Linked DNA regions of Homo sapiens: region 1 is linked to region 2. The links are chromatin loops, found by intact Hi-C in ENCODE. Cell type or tissue: PC-9. All regions are shown on one strand. Each heading gives the region's core, and the rest is flanking DNA. Links, peaks and the distances in the headings are about the cores only. Region 1 has its middle 27 kb from the start of SNORA63E. Region 2 holds the start of KLHL6-AS1 (KLHL6 antisense RNA 1).

Region 1 (4,392 bases), core at 122-4,121, 69 kb before region 2:
ACGCCCAGAGCAGCTGCAGTTTTTATCAGGAGAGACGTGTCACCCAAGGGCCTGGATAAGACTCCCCCACTTCCGCAGCCCTCCTCCTGCTTTGTCTCCTAGGATAGAATAGAGCACGATAGGATGAGGTGGGACAGATGAGGACTTCACACACTGTAAGGGTAAACATTGTTTCGTCTGCTTGTGTTTGAATTCTATAAATGTATTTCTGTGTTGGGTAAAATTTGCGTCTCCCTGAGGTTGCACTCTAAGGAGTATGGAAAACCTGGCTCTAGACTAACTGGGCCCCCCGTGGTGCTCCAGGCATCCCCACCCTCACCTGTGGCACCTGGAGCTCCTGCTGTCACCGGCCCAGCTGGGTCCTGTGTCTTTCTCTGGTTGTCAGGGCCTGCGCTGACAGTCCCCCCACAGGGAGGTGGAATCTGGGGTTGACAGGGCTGGGAGGATCCTTCCTCTTTCCAGGCTCAGGCAAATCCTCGCCTGGAGGCGGGGAATGGGCTAGATGACCCCTGAAACAGTTCAGTCCAGGGTCTGAGAGCCCCTCTGTGCCCAGCGCTGTGCCCCCTCCCCTTCCTACGCTTCCCTGCAGGGCCCGCGAGAGAGAGGGGAAAGCAGCTGCCAGCTCCAGGCAGTCATTTTACCCCAGGTGCCACTTACCCTGCGGAGGGGCTGGAACCAGCTAATCATTTTACCTGGAGGTGCCACTTACCCTGCAGAGGGGCTGGAATCAGCTAATCATTTTACCTGGAGTTGTCATTTACCCTGCGGAGGGGCTGGAGCTTGTCCGGTTTTCCAGTTCCTGTGTTGCCTGCCAGCCCTGTCTACCCCAGGCTGTGGGTGTCTATGGCTGACAAAGGCCCCTGAGCCAGGCCAACCCCAGCCTCCCAGGGGGTGGCTCTGTGGTCCCTAGCAGCCCCAGCATCATCCAGGGCACAGAGGCCATGGACCCTGGAGACACAGCCCTTCCTATTCATCCAGGGCACGGCTCCCTCTGTCCCTCCATCTCTCCCTCACAGAGCTTTCAGCAAGATAGATGGTCATTCTCCTGTCCTCACTGTTTGCTCCTGGCATAAGGGGACCCCGGGGCTGGATGACTTCCCTAAAGAGGAGTCTCTCAGGGTTTCCTCAGGTGCTCCGAAGTCCTGTCTGGAGGATGAAGGTGGGGGGCACATCCCTGAGGCAGACTCCCCGCTGCCCTCCCTCCACCCTTCACCGATTCCCCATGTATTAGTTTTCTACAGCTATGTAATCAGTTTCCCAAACCTTAGTAGCTTGAAGCAACAAACATTTATTATCTCACAGTTTCTGAGGGGCAGTTTAGCTAAGTGGCTCTAGCTCAGGGTCTCTCATGAGCAGCTTTCAGCCAGGGCTGCAGTTCTCAGACGCCTTGAGGATTAGAGAATCTGCTTTCAAGAAAGCCTCATACTTTCTTGCAAGGTAACAAATAAGTGCTGTAGATCACCTAAGAAAACAGTGCTGTATTACGCTTTGTTACCGAGAACCCGCAAAAGGACAGCCTGGATTATGCTAAACAATGCAAGGGAAGGGTAGGGCAAGTGGCCAAATCCCTGATGGTAGAGGACAAATTCCAAAGCAAAGAAAAGCTGGCAGGACCAATTTATGAATTGTGAAAGCCTAACATTAAGGCATTGTACCATTTTTCCTGCCACAGGATCAGCTATCTTGCAATCAATGGCCTCTAAGACTCAATAATCCCGGGATAGGACCAGCTGCAGTCACTCTAAGAGCTCCCTCTGGGAGGGGAGGCCTGGCAGGGAACCGTGAGGACACAACAGAGCTCTAGGTCTGGCAGTTGAGACAGGAGCTTCTTTCCTTTTAGGAAAATTACCCCAGGCTGTCCTTGGCGGCACCCCATCACTAGGAGTGTAACTAAGGAGCTTGTGGTCATCTTTTGTCCCCTCGTGGACACTTTTAAAAGTGCAGCCCGGCCGCGCACGGCGGCTCATGCCTGTAATCCCCAGCACTTTGGGAGGCTGAGGCAGGCGGATCATGAGTTCAAGAGATCAAGACCATGCTGGCCAACATGGTGAAACACCATCTCTACTAAAAATACAAAAATTAGCCAGGTGTGGTGGCACGTGCCTGTAGTCCCAGCTACTCGAGAGGCTGAGGGAGGAGAATCACTTGAACCTGGGAGGCGGAGGTTGCAGTGAGCCGACATCGCGCCACTGCACTCCAGTGTGGTGACAGAGTGAGACTCTGTCTCAAAAAAAAAAAAAAAAGTGCAGCCTTTCCTCCTGTATGAGAGTCTGTTAGGGTGGAAGTAAACTCAGAAGTCACCTTCAACCACTAGGGGGTTTTATGGCACAGGTCCCTGGCCTTGCACAGATCACAGAGTGAGTTAGTAATAAGTATTTCCAGATTTTTTTTTCATGGTGACTCTAAAGTTGTGACATGCTTGATCTAAAATCTTTGAATCATAGAAGCATGGACTTAGATGAGACCTGCGACATCACCTCACGGCATTCCATATACCCGCTCCCTGCAAGCAGCGATGGGCAGAGCAGAAGCGTTGCCAGCCTTGGAGACCCCCACACTTGCGTTCAGTCTTTACTCTGGGAAGTCTCTGAGCCTCAGTTTTCTCATCCATATAGCATCAATTTACTTCACAGAGTTCATGCAAGAATTAAACAAAATGGTGTACGTCAGAGACTGCAAACTCAAGTGCCTTCGGGACCAAGTAGGTCAGTGGACACTGGCAAACCAGACTTACAAGCCCTTTTCTTTTTTCTTTTTTCTTTTTTTTTTTTTTTTTGAGATGGAGTTTCACTCTTGTTGCCCAGGCTGCAGTGCAATGGAACGATCTTGGCTCACTGCAACCTCCGGCTCCCGCGTTCAAGCAATTCTCCTGCCTCAGCCTCCCGAGTAGCTGGGATTACAGGCATGCGCCATCACCCCTAGCTAATTTTGTATTTTTAGTAGAGACGGGGCTTCACCATGTTGGTCAGGCTGGTCTCAAACTCCTGACCTCAGACGATCCGCCAGCCTCGGCCTCCCAAAGTGCTGGAATTACAGGCGTGAGCCACCGCGCCTGGCTTACGAGCCCTTTTCTAAAGGGAACAGTACCTGTTCTTTTCTGTCCAGTGAAGTAGGGATATGACCCCTGTGTTGCCAATTTTAAAAAATATGGCAGAGTCCAAAAAGGTATCTATGGTTTTCATTGTTCAACCTCTGGCGTGTGTAAAGTGTCCAAGAGGTGATCAATAATGGTGGTGGTAATTACTGGGGTGGCAGCTCCTCAGGACCCCCACACTGCCCCACCCCTACCCATACATTTCTCCCGGTAGGTGTTGATATAGTAACATTCTTGGAGTGTCACTGTGTACCTGGCACTGTGCTAAGTGCTATAGATATAAAAACCAGCAAGAAAACAGCCCCCAGCCCCGTGGGCCTTCAGTCAAGTAAGGACAATTACAGCAGCTAACATGTGCGGTGCATTTACAATCTGTTGGGCGATGAGCTAAGCATTCCACGTGTACGATCTCGTCTAATCCTCACCCAAACTCTATGAGGCATAGTCTATTATTACTGTACTTTCAGGATGAGGTGACTTAGAGTGGAGGTGAGTAACAAAGCCGCAGCCTTTTCTAACCCTCAGCACATCTCCAGGCTTGCTTCCTGCTGAGGATTGCAACCCACCTCCCAGGGAGATGAAGTCTCTAAAATTGGAAATAAAAATTTCAGCACCTAATTTCTAGCTTGCATCTGAATTGCCACACGTTCTTTTACAGGTTTTTTTTTTTGTTGTTGTTGTTTTTTGTTTTTGTTTTTGAGACGGAGTCTTGCTCCGTAGCCCAGGCTGGAGTGCAGTGGTGCGATCTCCACTCACCGCAAGCTCCGCCTCCCGGGTTCACGCCATTCTCCTGCCTCAGCCTCCCGAGTAGCTGGGACTACAGGTGCCCGCCACCACGCCCAGCTAATTTTTTGTATTTTTAATGGAGACGGAGTTTCACCGTGTTAGCCAGGATGGTCTCGATCTCCTGACCTCGTGATCTGCCCACCTCGGCCTCCCAAAGTGCTGGGATTACAGGCATGAGCCACCGCGCCCGGCCTACAGGTTTTTAAAATAGTTTGTTGGTTTGCATTTAGCCATTGAAATTTTTATTAGTTTGTTTTTTAATGTGCTGGATCTCAGGTCACATGATTTTAGGCTGCCAACAAGATCTTTTCAAAAATTAACTGGGCTTCCTGGGGCACACTAACTTAAGAGTTCTGGCTTTTGTCCCCTTTTGCCCATCCCCACTAACACCAGCACTGATGTTCCCACTGTCACCAAGATGCTGAATGGATAAGCGGTCACATGATCAAAGTACTGCCTTCCACCTACACTGGGAATGAGTTGGGATCGTAGCTCCTGGAAAGGCTTCCCCA
Region 2 (4,392 bases), core at 99-4,098:
GGTAGACGTAAATTGTTAGCCTCGCTCTATTGTAGACATCGGCGTTGAGCCTCAGAGGAGCCAAGCAATTCCTCCAAGATTTACACAGCCAACAAGTGGCGAGTCCGGACTGAAACCCCAGTGCCATAAGTCTTTTTTTTTTTTTTTTTTGACGGAATCTCTCACTCTGTCGTCCAGGTTGGAATGCAGTGGCATGATCGCAGCTCTCTGCAACCTCCGCCGTCCGGGTTCAATCGATTCTCCGGCCTCAGCCTCCTGAGTAGCTGGGACTACAGGCACACGCCACCGTGCCTGGCTAATTTTTATATTTTTTAGTAGAGACGGTGTTTCACCATGTTGGCCAGGCTGGTCTTGAACTCTTGACCTCAGGTGATCCACCAGCTTCAGCCTCCCAAAGTGCTGGGATTACAGGAGTAAGCCACTGCACCCGACCTCAGAGTCTTTATTTATTCCACTTAGGACAACTATTTGTATACTCACTGCTGAAGTACTAATGCATTAGACTAAAGAGCGCTGGAGGTGCTATATAACATTTAAGATATGCTAATATCCAAAGAATTCTGAATGGCAAAGCACATCTGGCTCCCAGATTTTTGGGTAAGGGATTATGGGGCTTTCTGATAATGTTAACAGTTTTCATTTTGGTGTTATTTGTCTACCTTTTCTCACATGCATATCTTTCCATAGTTTACATGCAATTTTGCATCTTGCTTTGCCCCCTGTTTTCATTATAATATTTTTCCTACGGTGCTCCATGCTTTTCATAATGACTATTTATTATATTGCTACCAATTTCAACAGAGGCATAATATGAAAATCATTCTCTCACTGTGGACATTTAGGTTGCTTCCAGTATTTTGTTTTTATACGTGACGTGGTAATCTTTGCATTAAGCATTTTTTCCCAGTTTGGAATATGGACGGCCTACATTTTTTCAGGCACTTTGCTGGATTCTTTTTATTTCATTCAGTCTTCATAATATCAAGTAGATAGCATGGTGTCCATTTCATCCTTGGGGGAGCTCACTTTGATGGGAAGAGTGGTTTCCCCATGATGTCTAAACTGAAAACAGGCCTCTTCACAGAGAACAGAAATGTGGCTAACAGGTCATTTCCTATGACCCCTCAGCTCCCCAAGACTCTTTTGCTAGTGTAGGCTACATAAGCTGAAAATGAGGAGGAAATGTAAAAATCAGAGCCTCCTTGTGCTCATACACACATGCACAGGCAGGATACTGTTGGAACATTCATTCCAGTTTATGTCTGGGGGCTGAGCTGACAGACCCCCATAGCAGCAAGGACCCAGCATGCCTTAGGACATCAGTCTGGATCAAAGGGTTAAAAAAGAGACAAGGAAGCAGGGTCAGGGTGTGCAAGGTGAAAAGACAGTGCGCTCTGAAAATATATGGGACCTCACTGTGGCTAGAACCAGAAACTGGTTCTCACCATTTGGGAAGCCCAGCTCACTGCAAAATATGGCACACTCTGTAAGTGACAGTGACCTGTGAGGGCAGCCCTGCTGTGATTCCCAGGGTTGGCAGAGGGAGGGGAGTCCTAGTGATGAGGGGAGGGGTTATCAGGCTTTTCTCTGCCCTGTCTCATGACTGGCCCTTCCTTCATGCATAGAAAAGCTTCCAGGCTGAGGCTGAGTCATTAGCAATCTCCTTTGTTGATGCTGCTGCCTGGAATCCTTGTCTGGATTCCTGTCTCACTCCTGTCTTGTACCGCAGTCTCTAGGTCTGGTTCCTTGAGGCTATGTTGAGAGGACTTTACCCGCCAGCTACAAAAATCAGGCATAAGGCCAGGAATGGGAAGGTTATTGTGAGCACAATCTATGCACTTGTTAATCATTATTACATATTAACCAATTACTGCATGGCAGAAAAGTGGGGCAAGAGACTACTCTTAAGCCACATGTAGATGTTGTAATCCTGAGCTTTGTCTCCATAATGGGGTAAGATGTCAGAAAAGAGTCAGAAAGCCCAGGTGATAGAATAAGTGCCAAGAACATATACACCATGGAATACTGTGCAGCCATAAAAAGGAATGAGTTCATGTCCTTTGCAGGGACATGGATGAAGCTGGAAACCATCATTCTCAGCAAACTAACACAGCAACAGAAAACCAAACACCGCATGTTCTCACTCATAAGTGGGAGTTGAACAATGAGAACACATGGACACAGGTAGGGGAACAACACAACCCGTGGCCTGTCGGCGGGTGGGGGACAAGGGGAGGGAGAGCATTAGGAAAAATACTTAATGCATTCAGGGCCTAAAACCTAGATGATGGGTTGATAGGTGCAGCAAACCACCATGGCACGTGTATACCTATGTAACAAACCCGCGCATTCTGCACATGTATCCCAGAACTTAAAGTAAAATTTAAACAAATTTTAAAAAAGAGAATAAGTGCCAAGAAAAACAAGAATGAGTTAAGGCCATGTAGGTCTGTATTAAAAATCTGGCTAACAGCAAATGTGTTGAGGATTGCTGCTGCCACAGTGGGTACACTTGAGAACTCAAGTGAAGCCAATGATTGTAACACCAGGGTCAGGCCCTATATTTTCCACTTTTAATATTTTCCAATATTGTGGATCAGAACCAATATGATAGTAAATATTTCAGCATTATATATCTATAATCCCTTATCTGTAGTTTCAAAATTCCCAAAGTGCTGATAAATGTAAAGTTTTTTGTAACTTATTTCATGGCTAAATCCAACTTGAATGGCACTCGTCAGGTCGGGACACCTGAGTCTTGCTCTGTTGCCCCGGCTGGAGTGCAGTGGCATGATCTTGGCTCACTGCAACCTCCGCCTCCCAGATTCAAGCAATTCTCCTGCTTCAGCCTCCCGAGTAGCTGGGACTACAGGCATGTGCCACCACGCCCAGCTAATTTTTTGTATTTTTAGTAGAGATGGGGTTTCACCATGTTAGTGCTTGACTCTTAAATAGGAACAGATATCCAAAGACTACCAGATATTTAAGTATAGCCTCTAAAATAAAAGACAGAGGCCAGGTGTGGTGGCTCATGCTTGTAATCCTAGCACTTTGGGAGGCCGGGTCAGGAGGATCCCTTGAGCCCAGGAGTTTGAAACTATCTGGGCAACATAGGGAGACCTTGTCTCTAGGAAATAAATAAATACATACATAAAATAGAATAAAAGAGACAAAAACAAAGAGAAAAATACAGTGAAAACAAACAGTAAAAAACAAACAAAAACAGAAGAGTGGTTTTTTAAAAAATATAAACCTCAAAGAGATTAAGTGAAAATATGACCTATACAAAACAAGAACAGGATGTTATAAAAAGGAAGCTTCATACATAAAACAAGAAAAAAGTCTTGGAAGTTAAAAACTGAGATTCTCAACAGGTTGGAAGATAAAATTGAGAAAAATCTTCCAGAAAGTAAAACAGAAAGATAAGAGGATGGACAACAGGAGAGAGAAGATGAGAAAGCTAGAGACTGTTCTAGAAGTCCACATCTACTGAATAAGTGATCCAGAAATAGTAAACAAGGAAAACAGTAACCATGTAATTACCAGGCAGTAATATGAGGAAATGTTCAGGATTAAAGGATGTGACTCTCCAGATTAAAAGGGTTCATCAAATGCATAGCATAATGGTTGGAGTAAAACACACATACACACACACACACGCACGCACACACACACCCCTCCAAGGCACATCATTGTGAAATATCAAAATGTTATTTAAAATCAAAGAAAGGCCAGGCGTGGTGGGTGGCTCACAGCTGTAATCCCAGCAATTTGGGAGGCGGAGGTGGGTGGATCACCTGAGGTCAGGAGTTCCAGACCAGCCTGGCCAACATGGTGAAACCCTATCTCTACTAAAAAAATACAAAAATTAGCCGGGCATGGTGGTACATCCTGTGGTCCCAGCTACTTGGGGGGCTGAGGTGGAAGAATTGCTTGAGCCCAGGGAGGCTGCAGTGAGCCATGATCAAGCTGCTGCACTCCAGCCTGGGCAACAGACCAAGACCCTGTCTCAAAACAAAACAAAAATATATGCGAGGCCTTAAAAATTTACTTCCTATGGGCTGGGCGCAGTGGCTCACGCCTGTAATCCCAGCACTTTGGGAGGCCAAGGTGGGTGGATCACGAGGTCAGGAGATTGAAACTATCCTGGCTAACATGGTGAAATCCTGTCTGTACTAAAAATAAAAAAAAATTAGCTGGGCGTGGTGGCGGGCGCCTGTAGTCCCAGCCACTAGGGAGGCTGAGGCAGGAGAATGGCATGAACCCAGGAGGCGGAGCTTGCAATGAGCGGAGATACTGCCACTGCACTCCAGCCTGGGCGACAGAGCAAGACTCTGTCTCAGAAAAAAAAAAAAAAAAAAATTACTTCCCATGCACTCTTTCTTAGGAAGT

The links. A loop is a pair of places that touch in the nucleus more often than their neighbours do. Peaks named below come from ENCODE experiments on the same cell type or tissue, not always from the same donor. Only the 100,000 strongest peaks of a DNase experiment are listed, where the experiment ranks them.
Region 1: it touches region 2 in a loop (2.7-fold over the local background); 14 of 110 quality-filtered maps call a loop at or near these places.

The regions. Positions count from the first base shown.
Region 1 is chr3:183,478,230-183,482,621 of GRCh38, forward strand. No RefSeq gene overlaps it. Among named protein-coding and RNA genes, the nearest start is that of SNORA63E, 27 kb to the left of the region's middle. RefSeq lists enhancers at 1-505, 2,202-2,251. In PC-9, for the core only: CTCF peaks have their summits at 2,308 and 2,507; a DNase peak (open chromatin) is centred at 2,342.
Region 2 is chr3:183,546,780-183,551,171 of GRCh38, forward strand. The region is part of intron 1 of KLHL6 (kelch like family member 6); the gene reads right to left. KLHL6-AS1 (KLHL6 antisense RNA 1) reads left to right here and starts at 1,956. Exons shown (of 2, transcript NR_046687.1): 1 at 1,956-2,184. In PC-9, for the core only: no CTCF peak of the experiment used is centred there; a DNase peak (open chromatin) is centred at 1,672.